Regions from separate parts of the Homo sapiens genome. Here region 1 is linked to region 2. Evidence: chromatin contacts called from ENCODE POLR2A ChIA-PET data. All regions are on one chromosome and are shown on one strand. The core of a region is the stretch at or near the end of the contact, and the rest is flanking DNA. Distances in the headings are between cores, read along the strand shown. Region 1 overlaps PLAAT3 (phospholipase A and acyltransferase 3). Region 2 holds the start of FERMT3 (FERM domain containing kindlin 3).

What was found. ChIA-PET counts read pairs that join two places held with the same protein, here RNA polymerase II (POLR2A).
Region 1: POLR2A ChIA-PET joins it to region 2 with 14 read pairs in GM10248. The contact joins the enhancer-like site here to the promoter of FERMT3 in region 2. POLR2A ChIA-PET finds 5 or more read pairs at or near these places in 3 of 52 experiments (GM10248, HCT116 and WTC11).

Annotation. Positions count from the first base shown.
Region 1 is chr11:63,577,606-63,584,235 of GRCh38, reverse strand. All of the region lies in intron 4 of PLAAT3 (phospholipase A and acyltransferase 3), which reads left to right. The region is part of intron 1 of LOC105369335 (a long non-coding RNA gene); the gene reads right to left. Among named protein-coding and RNA genes, the nearest start is that of PLAAT2, 18 kb to the right of the region's middle. Within about 2 kb of position 1,600, at least 4 of the 41 ENCODE cell types and tissues checked have a DNase peak (open chromatin) inside an H3K27ac peak, as active enhancers do.
Region 2 is chr11:64,202,624-64,209,109 of GRCh38, reverse strand. It overlaps FERMT3 (FERM domain containing kindlin 3), which reads right to left and starts at 2,389. Exons shown (of 15, transcript NM_031471.6): 1 at 2,296-2,389; 2 at 1,586-1,759. The coding sequence starts at 1,745. STIP1 (stress induced phosphoprotein 1) reads right to left here. Exons shown (of 14, transcript NM_006819.3): 11 at 6,198-6,234; 12 at 5,882-5,985; 13 at 5,488-5,660; 14 at 4,567-5,056. The coding sequence ends at 4,984. RefSeq lists enhancers at 1,741-1,820, 2,141-2,220, 2,655-3,217, 3,121-3,380, 3,218-3,780 and 2 more.

The DNA.
Region 1 (6,630 bases), core at 351-2,850, 620 kb after region 2:
AGGTAAATAGAAATTGAAGATGTGTCTGGCGGCAATACATATATTACATAAATCTGGATAAATTGTGGGGTATTATTTTGAAATTACTGTAAATGAAACCAAATTTTTATGCAAATATTTTATTTCTTTTTAAATGATTTATTATTTTTTGTATACTTGATCACTGTTGGAAAATATACAACTATTTCATAACCATTCTTATATTGTAACCTCTAACAGTCTCAATTGGATTGCTTTCAGAATAACACTACTATCTCCACTTCTTCTTTAATCCACCTATAACATTGTTGAAAGTGAAGGCAGCACATTAGCACTTTCTTTTTTCCAGAAATGATTTAGATTTCCCTAAATCAAGGCTTAACTCAGAAGAGCTTTGTAGTATAAATGTCTAAATGTCTGTAGTCTGGCAGAATTTGTTTGCCCACTTAAAAAAAAAACAGTCTTCTTAATATTTCTAATGAGAGACAGCTTTTCTCTTTCACAATATCCTGATATCCTGATTTAAGACCTGTGACACACACCAGGTAGCCCATTTTCATGATCAGAAATCCTGTAATAACAACACAGCAGCTGGATTGGACCTTTCAGTCTTGCAACATGAAAATGATCAATGGCATCTGAAGGTAGCACTGACTCTTGGAGAGAGAGTTTTTCCCATCAAGTTTGCACTATTAGGACTAACTAGCTTCCAACAGTCTTGTGTTTAATCATACTCTTTGACTATGTACAAAGCATGGCCACAAACAATGAGGTTATTGTTGTTTTCCTTGACAAAGTATCTTTTGTATGAACCAGTTGCATCAGCTTTTGTTTTCACACCATGAGGTTCTATAAAGAACTAGGGACATATTGTTCCTCCTCCATTATCTGCAGACTATTTCTCCTACCCTGACACAGAGCTTAGCAAGGAAAATGCTGGATACAAGTGATTTTATGCAGGTTCCCTAGCAAGTTAACCCAACAGAACCATGGCTGCCACAAAACCATGCCTAATTATCTTTTAGAGGAGCATTTAAAGACTTAGCAGCAGTCAAACCTCAGGTTGGTAGCTCCATCCAAACTTTGGTCATCATGAATTCTGTCTGTTAAAACTACTTTTTTTTTTTGAGATGGTGTCTCACTCTGTCACCCAGGCTGGAGTGCAGAGGTGTGATCTCGGCTCACTGCAACCTCCGCCTCCCGGTTCAAGTGATTCTCCTGCCTCAGCCTTCTGAGTAGCTGGGATTACAGGTGCGTGCCACCATGCCTGGCTAATTTTTGTATGTTTAGTAGAGATGAGGTTTCACCATGTTGGTCAGGCTGGTCTCGAACTCCTGACCTCATCATCCGCCTGCCTCGGCCTCCCAAAGTGCTGGGATTATAAGCATGAGCTACTGTGCCTGGCTATCTGTTAAAACTTCTATGTGACCAATGTTGAGAAGAGTTTGGGGATCTTCAGTGGTTAAAAATATATACGTATCTTGATGCTACTGAGGCTTATCTGGGCCATAAATGTGTTTAATGTCAGGAAACACATAGTTGTGTTTAACCTCAGGAAACACAGCAGTGTAATTAACACAAGGTGCCCAGAACTGATTTCTCAGCAGCCAGAACTCATGATGAGAAAACTCACAGCTGAGTGTCGTGGTGAATTGTGATAGTTTCCTTTCTGTTTTGGGAGGGAAGTGGAGGGAGTTCTTTTTTCTTTATGATAATTATTACTTCCTTTCATTGCCGAGTTTTCTTTGTACCTGTTGTCAATTCTTCCCACATGATCCAATTAGCTCTCAGTACAGTTCTCCACAAGGGAAACCATGTCAAGTAACCTACAAGTTCTTGTTTATTTTGCTTGGACACGTCTATCCCAGAGATGGCCCTTCTTCCCTCTGTGCTGGTTGCTCCTTGGCCAATTGCATGGCTGTCATCCTGGACTCCCCTTGGCTGTCATCCTTTGGATTTCCTTTCCTTCTCTTGGATTGCATTCTCTGATTCTATGATCTCTTAGTTTTCTGTTTCTTTGCTCTTTCTCTTATTTAGGTAGATCACATCCTCCAGAAGTTGCTTTAGGTTAGAAACACAGTACAATGGGAGAGGATAGTGGTTATGGCAGTCCTCAACATGCTAGGCTCTGGAGTCACAATGCTCCAATCTGGATTGATAAGTGCATTATTTTCCTATTGCTGCTGTAACAAATTAGTACAAAGTTAGTGGCTTAAGACTCCACAATTTATTATCAACAGTTCTGTGGGCCAGAAGTCTAAAATGAGTTTCACTGGGCTAAAATCAAAGCATTGACATTCTTTTCTAGTGTCTGTAGGAGAAAATCAATTTTCTTGCCTTTTCCAACTTCTAGAGGTTACTGGTATTGGGGGAACCAGTCCCTAATATTTCAACATAGGTTCTTTTCTATTTTCCGTAAGTGTTGGCCAGGCTGAGAAATAAAGAGAAAGAGTACAAAGAGAGAAATTTTACAGCTGGGCCTCCAGGGGTGCCATCACATATTGGTAGGACCGTGATGACAACCCCCAGCCACAAAATCAGCAAGTTTTTATTACGGATTTTAAAAGGGGAGAGGGCGTACAAACAGGGAGTAGGTCACAAGGATCACATGCTTCAAAGGGCTATAAAGATCACAAGGTGAAAGCAAAATTAGAATTACTGATGAGGGTCTGTGTCCTGCTGTGCACGCATTGTCTTGATAAACATCTTAACAGGAAACAGGGTTTGAGAGCAGACAACCAGTCTGACTAGAATTTACCAGGCTGGAATTTCCCAATCCTAGTAAGCCTGAGGGTACTGCAGGAGACAGGGCATATTTCAGTCCTTATCTCAACTGCATCAGACAGACACTCCCAGAGCGGCCGTCTATAGACCTACCCCCAGGAATGCATTCCTTCCCCAGGGTTGTTCCTTGCTCGGAAAAGAATTCAGCGATATTTCTCCTACTCACACATCTGTCTATAGGCTTTCTGCAAGAAGAAAAATATGGCTCTATTCTGCCCGACCCCGCAGGCAGTCAGACCTTATGGTTATCTTTCCTTGTTCCCTGAAAATCGCTGTTATTCTGTTCTTTTTCAGGGTGCACTGATTTCGTATTGTTCAAACACACATATTTTACAATCAGTTTGTACAATAGTGGTCCTGAGGTGACGTACATTCTCAGCTTACGAAGATAACGTGATTAAGAGATTAAAGACAGGCATAAGAAATTATAAGAGTATTAATTGGGGAAGTGATAAATGTCCATGACATCTTCACAATTTGTGTTCAGAGATTGCAGTAAAGACAGGTGTAAGAAGTTATGAAAGTATTAATTTTGGGAACTGATAAATGTCCATGAAATCTTAACAATTTATGTTCTTCTGCTGTGGCTTCAGCTGGTCCTCCGTTTGGGGTCCCCGACTTTCCACAACATACTGGCATTCCTTGGCTTATAGTCCCCATCTATTTTCAAAGCTAGAGCAATGGCTGGTTGAGTCTTATATTGCATCATTGTGACACTAACTCTTCTGTCTGTCTTCTACCTTTTAAGGAACTTTGTAATTACATTGGGCCCATCTGAATAATCTAGGATAATTTCCTCTTTTTTTTGTTTTTGTTTTTTTGAGACAGTCTTGCTCTGTTGCCCAGGCTGGAGTGCAGTGGCGTGATCTCAGCTCACTGCAAACTTTGCCTCCTGGGTTCAAGTGATTCTCCTGCCTCAGCCTCCCAAGTAGCTGGGATTAGAGGCATGTGCCACCACGCCTGGCTAATTTTTGTATTTTTAGTAGAGATGGGGTTTCACCATGTTGGCCAGGCTGGTCTCGAACTCCTGACCTCGTGATCCACCCTCCTCGGCCTCCCAAAGTGCTGGGATTACAGGCGTGAGCCACCACACCTGGCCGATAATTTCTGTATTTTAAGGTAAATTGATTAGCAGCCTTAACTCCATTTGTAAGCTTAATTCTCACTTGCCATGTAGCATGATATATTTATAGATTCCTGAAATTAGGACATGGACACCTTTTGGGGCTTATCATTCTGCCTACCAGTTATTCTTTACACCTGGTACTAAGTTGTTATCCTGGAATCTCCCTTTACTGTCATTCTGGGGAGATTCCCTTCCAGTCTCTCTAGTAGTAGAAGGCCCATTTTCTCTATCTCATGTCTTCTACTTTCTCCATTTACTCCCCTGTTTTTGGGGAACCATTTTCAGCAGCTTTCTGTAAGAGGATGCATGGGAGGTAAATTCTTTGAGACCCTGTGTGTCTGAATTATTTGTCATTTTACCCTCTCACTTGATTTGATACTTTGTCTGGGTATAGAATTCTAGGTTGGAAATGGTTTCACTTCAGAGTTTTGGAGGCATTGCTCCATTGTCTTCTTCTTTTTTTTTTTTTTTTTTATTATACTTTAAGTTTTAGGGTACATGTGTACAACGTGCAGGTTTGTTACATATGTATACATGTGCCATGTTGGTGTGCTGCACCCATTAACTCATCATTTAACATTAGGTGTATCACCTAATGCTATCCCTCCCCCCTCCCCCCACCCCACAACAGGCCCTGGTGTGTGATGTTCCCCTTCCTGTGTCCATGTGTTCTCATTGTTCAATTCCCACCTATGAGTGAGAACATGCGATGTTTGGTTTTTGTCCTTGTGATAGTTTGCTGAAAATAATGGTTTCCAGCTTCATCCATGTCCCTACAAAGGACATGAATTCATCATTTTTTATGGCTGCATAGTATTCCATGGTGTATATGTGCCACATTTTCTTAATCCAGTCTATCATTATTGGACATTTGGGTTGGTTCCAAGTCTTTGCTATTGTGAATAGTGCTGCAATAAACATACGTGTGCATGTGTCTTTATAGCAGCATGTTTTATAATCCTTTGGGTATATACCCAGTAATGGGATGGCTGGGTCAAGTGTTATTTCTAGTTCTAGATCCCTGAGGAATCGCCACACTGACTTCCACAATGGTTGAACTGGTTTACAGTCCCACCAACAGTGTAAAAGTGTTCCTATTTCTCCATATCCTCTCCAGCACTTGTTGTTTCCTGACTTTTTAATGATCGCCATTCTAACTGGTATGAGATGGTATCTCATTGTGGTTTTGATTTGCATTTCTCTGATGGCCAGTGATGATGAGCATTTTTTCATGTGTCTTTTGGCTGCATAAATGTCTCCTTTGAGAAGTGTCTGTTCATATCCTTCGCCCACTTTTTGATGGGGTTGTTTGTTTTTTTTCTTGTAAATGTGTTTGAGTTCATTGTAGATTCTGGATATTAGCCCTTTGTCAGATGAGTAGATTGGAAAAATTTTCTCCCATTCTGTAGGTTGCCTGTTCACTCTGACGGTAGTTTCTTTTGCTGTGCAGAAGCTCTTTAGTTTAATTAGATCCCATTTGTCAATTTTGGCTTTCGTTGCCATTGCTTTTGGTGTTTTAGACATGAAGTCCTTGCCCATGCCTATGTCCTGAATGGTATTGCCTAGGTTTTCTTCTAGGGTTTTTATGGTTTTAGGTCTAACATGTAAGTCTTTAATCCATCTTGAATTAATTTTTGTATAAGGTGTAAGGAAGGGATCCAGTTTCAGCTTTCTACATATGGCTAGCCAGTTTTCCCAGCACCATTTATTAAATAGGGAATCCTTTCCCCATTTCTTGTTTTTGTCAGGTTTGTCAAAGATCAGATAGTTGTAGATATGTGGCATTATTTCTGAGGGCTCTGTTCTGTTCCATTGGTCTATATCTCTGTTTTGGTACCAGTACTGCTCCATTGTCTTCTTGCTTCCAGAATTGCTTTGAGAAATCTGAAGCCATCCTGATTCCTGATCTTTTCTCCATTTCCTGTTTTTCTCCCTGCTCTAAATGTTGTAATATCTTTACCCAATGCTATAAAATTTCATAGTAATGTGCCTTTGTGTAGGTCTACTTTTATCCATTAAGATGGGACTCAGAGCACTATTTCTTTTCTTTTTTTTTTTTCTTTTGAGACTGAGTCTTGCTCTGTTGTCCAGGCTGGAGTGCAGTGGCACCATCTCAGCTCACTGCAACCTCTGCCTTCCAGGTTCAAGGAATTCTTCAGCCTCAGTCTCCCAAGTGGCTGGGATTACAGGCGCGCACCACCATGCCTGGCTAATTTTTTGTATTTTTAGTAGAGATGGGGTTTCACCATGTTGCCAGGCTGGTCTCGAACTCCTGAGCTCAAGCAATCTGCCTGCCTTGGCCTCCCAAAGTGCTGGGATTACAGACTTGAGCCACTGCACCCAGCCGGATTGTTCTGTTTTTTATTTTATTTTTTTCCCTTTGGTTTCTATTTCTTTATTTTTTTGCTATTCTTTTTGAGAGATTTCCTTAACTTAGCTTTATCTTTCAACTTTTCTGTTGAGTTGTTTTTTCACATTTTTATTTTCTATGAACCGTTTTTATTTTCTCAATATTGCATTATTTTTTATAGTACCACGTTCTTATTTATTGGATACAATATGCTGTCTTATTCTCCAGTGATAATTTTTACACTCGATCTTAGCCAAGAGGCCGAGAAGCGATCTAATGATAGTTTTTAAAAGGACGTTTCCTTTTGGATGCAATATGCTGTCTTATTCTCCAGTGGTAATTTTTATACTTGATCTTAGCCAAAAGACTGAGAAGCTATAGTTGTTAAAAG
Region 2 (6,486 bases), core at 1,140-3,639:
AAAGGCCCAGGCATCCTCCCTTTCTCTTCTAGCCACCACATGTAATCAATGCCAATCCCACCTCTAAAATCCACCCTCCTCTCCATCCTCCCTGCCCGGCCTTAGGAGGCCCTGGTGTCTCTAACCAGGACCACAGCCTCCTCAGGGGCCTGCCGCCACCAGCCTTTCGCCTTGCTGCTGACCTTAGCAGGACAGCCTCCTGCTGAGAACCCTTCGGTGGCCACCTTCCCCTCCAGAAGAAAGTCTAGACCCCTTCTGGAGGCCTTCGGGGCCATGCAGAGCTGGCCAGGCACCAGCCAGCCTCATTTCTGGTCACGCTCCCAGCATCCTCACCAGCCGAGAGCCCTAATTCACAGCCCTCCGAGTCCCAGCGCCACCACCTTGCTCCTCCCTGCTGAGGCCACCTCTCAGGACTTCTCCTGGGGTTATCCCCATCCTGGGCTCGGGGCAGCCCCCTCCTCTGGCTCCAGGCCCCCATGATAGCGCCCTCTGTGCGGCAGCCGGCACGCAGCCCCCATGGGTCAGTCTCACCCGCTGCTGCTCCAGGAGGCCAGGGACTGGCCCGGGGCGGCCAGGCTGAGCATCAGTAGACAGAGCTGATGTGCTTAGGAGTGACAGTATCCCCACCACAGGGAACACAGAGCTAAAGGAACTTGCCCTGGGGTGCCCAGCAGCGGGTAGAGCAGCGGGGTCTGTCTGACTCCAGGTTAAGGCCTCCTGCGTTACCCTCATGCCGTGCCCTGGGGCCACCCAGGTCTTCACCACCCTCTCTCTGTTCCTCACTTCTATTCTCACAGCTGCTCCGGGCCCTGCCCCTGGCAGCTCCCCTCACAGCCTCAGTCTTGTGGCCGGGCCGTTCTGGACCCTATCCTCTCCACAGTCGGACTGACCTCCTCCTGTGCTGCACATGGTGGCCTGGCGGGGTCTGAGGAAGCCTCCCCACCATCACCCACCCCCCACCCACTGGCAGCCCAGGCCCAGGCTCTTGGCCGGGACTGTGGTGGGCCTGTCTTCCGGCTCTGCCTATCGGGGTCTTCCTGCTGCTCTCTCAGGAAGGGGTAGCCCCCACCCCCGGCAGGGAAGGAAGATGAGGAGCCCCCGTGTCACTAGCCCCGTGGTCCTCCATGACTGATACCACAGCTGCTCTGCTGTAACTTCCTGTGGGGGCAGGGCCTTCCCACCCAGGCTGGGCCTGTCACCAACCTGCTCAAAGCTTCCGCCAAGGGGAGGGAGCGTGGGGGCAGGCCCCTGGGTCACCTAGACCCCCTCAGACCTCAGCAATGTGACTTCAGCCTCGGCCCAGACAAGACCACTCCTTCTGCCCCTATTGGTGGCTGAATGGAGGATTGTGGCTGCGTCTGATCCTTAGCAGACCAGCTGCAGCAGAAGGGAGGGAGGGAAGAGGGTGGGAGGGAGAGGAAGTTGGGGAAATGTCTTTTTTGGAACCAAATGATTAAGCTAATGCCTGAGTCACCGTGACACCATTATCGGGAGCTGAGCAGCAGGGATGGCCCGGAAGTGCCCAGAGACACCCGTGGCGGCCGCCCATGGTGCCGAGTTCAGCAAGCGGGCAGCGGACACTCACTGATCTGCTCCACAATCTTCAGGAGCACCCCGCCGATGTGCGACTCCCCAGTGACCCGCAGGGTGACCGACTCGGCCTCTGGGTCCTCCTCTCCCACAAACACCCGCAGCTCCCATGACGAGTCGATGTAGTCCCCGGAGGCTGTCTTCATCCCCGCCATGGCTGCGGCTGCTGCTACAGAGAGTGTGGAAGGAGGCAAGGTGGGCAGGCCCTGGTAGGCCTCCGGGTTTGGGCAGAAGAGCTCTGTGATGCCCTGGACACACCCAGAGGAAAGCCGCTCATGAAGGAGGGCGGGAGTGAGCACCCAGGCCAGCACGCCCGTGGTACCCTCAGACTCTCTCTCCAGCGCTGGCGCTTGAGCCGCGAGGGCCCTCAGAGACCATGTAGTCCAATCCGCTCCCATCCTACAGGCGGGCAGACTGAGGCCGGGTAAGAAGGGGCTCACTCAGGACCACCGTGCTCAATGCCAGCCCACAGCTCACTCCCAGACCCTCAGGGGCAGCTGCCCACTCTGGCCATGGCTTCGTACCCAGGCCAGGAAGTAGTTCCGATCCTGGCCCACAGCTCAGATGCCAACATCACAAACCAGCCAAAGCCTCTCCGGGGAGGTGGAAAGTTCAGGCTGCCGCATGGCGAGAGGCAGGCTGGGCAGAGGCTGCAGGAGGATAAGGAAGAGAAGGGCCCAGGGTCCCAGTGAGGCCTGAGCTTACCTTTCCTGGCAAGGGCTGGGGGCTGCAGGTGGGTCTCGGGCTACACCCCTGTGGGCCGTGGGCTTCCTGCCCTCCTTTCTCTTTGGAGCTTCCTTCAGGGCAGCCCTTGCTTGTGCCTTATCACGAGCAGGGCGGGTTCAGCCCCTCCCCAGGGCGGGCTGGCGCTGGGTGCAGGAAGCACACTGCCAGCCCACAGAGGGTTCCAGGGGCCCCCCCACCTTTGTCCCCAGAGAGCACAGGAAGCTAGGGAGAGCGGGGCTTAGCGACTCAACACCATAAAAACGCCCCCTTCCTCATTTGGAGGGAAGCTCAGTGCAAACTCAACAAGTCCCCCGGCTGTGTGTGTTCAGGGCTAGGTCCACTTTTGTGGGAAGTGTCTGCCATCCTCAGCCTGTCACATGAGGTGGGGACCTTGGGCTTTGAAACATCACTGGGCTGCCGGAGGGAGAGCCCAGGAGTCGACAGAGTGTATCCAGGTTATTTGGGACTCACAGGTTAAATCGGCTCCAGCCTGGCTATCCCTATCAACCAAGGATCCCTCAAGGCCCCAGAGGGAAACAAGTCCATTTTGCAGTTTTTCCTAGCTCCGCGTAGGGCTACCTTCAAACTCATGAACTCAGACCTGCCAGGTGAACAAGTGAACAGTACTTGGCCCAGACCATCCACAACCTCCCGGGCCCTCAGGTCACCCAGCTCCAAACACGACCCCTCCACTGTGCTCCACTTGGATGAGCCTCCCCGAGTCCCCACGAGGCTCACTCCCATCAAGTCCCTGCTTAGGTGACACCTCAGGGGTCTCTGGTGGTCTATACCCTCCTGCTCATCACCTGCCCTAGGATGTGGACTTCAGTAGAGCAAGGCACGTCCGCCACCAGCTCTGCGCAGGACAGCGGCCTTTCCAGTGAACACACTGGGGTTGGAGCATGCAGGGTGGGCAAGCCTGGGGGCGGCAGAGTCCTGCCAATGGGGGAGGCTACCTGAGCATCGCCACTCAGATGGGGAAGGGGGCGGCCTGCCGGGGATTCCCAGGGGAAAAGAAAGCTGATGAAACTAACAGCAGGAAGTCCAGCCAGCTGCTAGTCTCAGCGCCTTCCTAGCCCAGAAAGCAGCACTCTTGGAGCAAATGAGGAAGTTTTACTCCTGCCCCAAAGGCCTCCCCAGTCCAGGAAGAGAGCTTTAGAAAACGCAGCTTGTTGCAACCATGGAAAAGTGTAATTAAAGCTTAGCACCCTAAGTTCTCAGGTAAGAGCCGTGCATTAAAACCATCACCCAGGCCGGGCGCGGTGGCTCACGCCTGTTAACCCCAGCACTTTGGGAAGTCCAGGCGGGTGGATCACGAGGTCAGGAGATTGAGACCATCCTGGCTAACACGGTGAAACCCCGTCTCTACTAAAAATACAAACAAACAAACAAACAAAAAATTAGCCGGGCGTGGTGGCGGGCGCCTGTAGTCCCAGCTACTCGGGAGACTGAGGCAGGAGAATGGCGTGAACCCGGGAGGCAGAGCTTGCAGTGAGCTGGATCACGCCACTGCACTCCAGCCTGGGCGACAGAGAGAGACACCATCTCAAAAAATACAAACAAAAAAAACCCATCACCCAGTGGGGTGCAGTGGCTCATGCCTGTAATCCCAGCACTTTGGGAGGTTGAGGCGGGTGGATCACTTGAGGTCAGGAGTTCGAGACTAGCCTGGCCAATATGGCGAAACACCTGTCTCCACTAAAATATAATAATTAGCTGGGTGTGGTAGCAGGCTCCTGTAATCCCAGCTACTGGGGAGGCTGAGGTAGGAGAAGCGTTTGAACCCAGGAGGTGGAGGTTGCAGTGAGCCGAGATCACACCACTGCACTCCAGCCTGAGACTCCATCTCAAATAACAAAACAAAAACAATCCATGACCCAACTCCTAAATCTAACAGCAGCTAACAGCATAGCTGCCCTCTCCCCACAGAGGTCTCAGCATCTCACATTAGAATCCTGTTCTCTGGATCTCCACTATAACGTGGAGAATTAACAGCACCCAAAGCTTATCTGAACCTCTCATTGGTACTACTTGGGGTGGGGAAGCCTTCAGATTCCCTTCCAGCTGCTGAGCAACAGCGCCATCTGGCAACCTTCTTGGCAAAGCCATGGAGCTGTGCCAAGCCACAGCTTGGGACTCCTCCTAAGCCCGCCCCAAAGAGAAGAGCAAGATCAGGTTCCAGGAGCAGCCCCTGCAAGACAAACTCCTGGTTTAAAAAAAAAAAAAAAATCACTCAAGGCCAAAGCAACATATAACCACGCCCAACTGGCTTGTTTTATTGGAGAAGGGGACGCAGAATAAACAACGTGAGACAGCTGGGACCTGAGGCTGGAAGAACCCCCTCCCCTCCCCATAACATGCCCACTGCCCCAAATAAAAAAAAAACCAACTATGGGAGAGCAGCCGAGACAGCAACTAGGGGCAGGGGAAAGAGACATGGAACTCGAGGGCAGCGGTGAAGAGACCATGCGTGTGCTGGGAGGGCCCAGAGGCAGCGGCGGCACAAACAGCGCAGGTACGAGTCTCTGTGTCTTCCCCGGGGTTATGTATAAATATAGAGAGATGAGGCCTTCTCTCCCCTGCTCTCCCTTCCGCTCCGTGCTGCTCGCCGCGGTCCCAGCTCCTCTTTCCACATGAGGGCGAAGGGAAGGGGGGATGAACAAGTCATCACCGAATTGCAATCAGACCCACATCCATCAGCTTCTGGATCTTCTGTGCTATTACAGGATTCTTTAAGTGTCTACAGAGGAAGACGCAGTTACTTGAAATGAGACAACCTTTAAAGTCTTACTTGCTCTCAGAGCAAGCCCCAATTCAACCCCCTCTACAGAAGGCCCCGGCAGGGAGGGGTCCTGGCGAGGCCCGGGGCGCCGAGCTGCAGAGGCCTGCTCCACTTCGCAGAACTTGCCAGTCCTACTCTTGAGCCCACGACACAGCTTCCAGTCAAGACCTTTCTCCCAGCTAAATGGGCCTTTCCAAATGACTGCTTAAGCTATCACGACTAACAAAGCCCTTCCAGCTCGCCACCCACTGCCAATCTCCTTAAGTTTAGGAAGAATGACAGAATTCCTCTTCCTCGCAGACTGAGCATACCACCCCCCAGCCGCGTGCACTCATCTGCCTGCTTTTGTTCTCCATTTCCAGCAAGGCCGCCTCTCTGACTCTACGTACTCGCTGAGTGCCTGGGGGTCCTTCTGCATCTGTTCCAGGATAAGGCGCATGGCTGGGTCACTCATGATCTGCTGCACCTCAGGGTCGGCCATGGCTCGTCGCTTCACATCTTCGGGGCTGTCGTGCCGGTTGTACTGCGCCATCATACAGCGCTGGTAGCCGTCTGCCGCCTCCTGCAGTCCAGAAGAGACAAAGGTGAAGCGTGTTAGGACCACCCAGCTCACTGCTTCAGCAGGTCCAAGATAACAGAGGTAACTGACAAGGGGAGAGAGAACAAGTAAGAGAGAAACAGAGAGAAATGGAGGTGACAGGGAAGAAATCAGGGACTGAACATGGAAAAGCCCCAACAGAGAAAGAGGCAGGGGGGGCCCCTGGAGGCCAGAAGCAGCCCCACCTTACAGCTGGAGTCCAGGTCTAGCGCCTTCTGGTACACATCCATGGCTTTGGTGTAGTCCTTCATCGCTTCCAGCGCAGCGGCTTTCCGTGTATAACCCTTGACTACAAACAGGAAAGGTGGCGCGTTATCCAACCGCAGCGCCCAAGGCTGCTCCTTGCACCTCTTCACCTGCACACCAACACTGTTCACACCTGCTGATGTTGGATCCTAAATCCTACAGGTCCCAAGGACACACAGGTAGACAAAGGGCTTGCCCTTTCCTTCTCTAATCTTTTGGCTAGAGACAGGGGACAGGCAGCAGAAAGGCACTTACTGAAGGTCGGCTCCAGCTGGATACATTCCTCACAGTCCTAGAATGAAGCAACAGAAAGAAATTAGGCTCATTCCCTTGGACAAGCTCAGTACAGGCAACTCAAGCATGTGGACTTCCAACTCTAATGCCTCACCCAGCACCAAACAGAGGGGACAACATCAGGAAAGACAACTCCAGATGATGGATCATCCCACACAAGACAAACTGCCTGGACTCTGCAAGAGGCTGATGTTATGAAAAACACATAGCGGGGGACAATTCCAGTTTGAGAAACTGAAGAGTACATGAC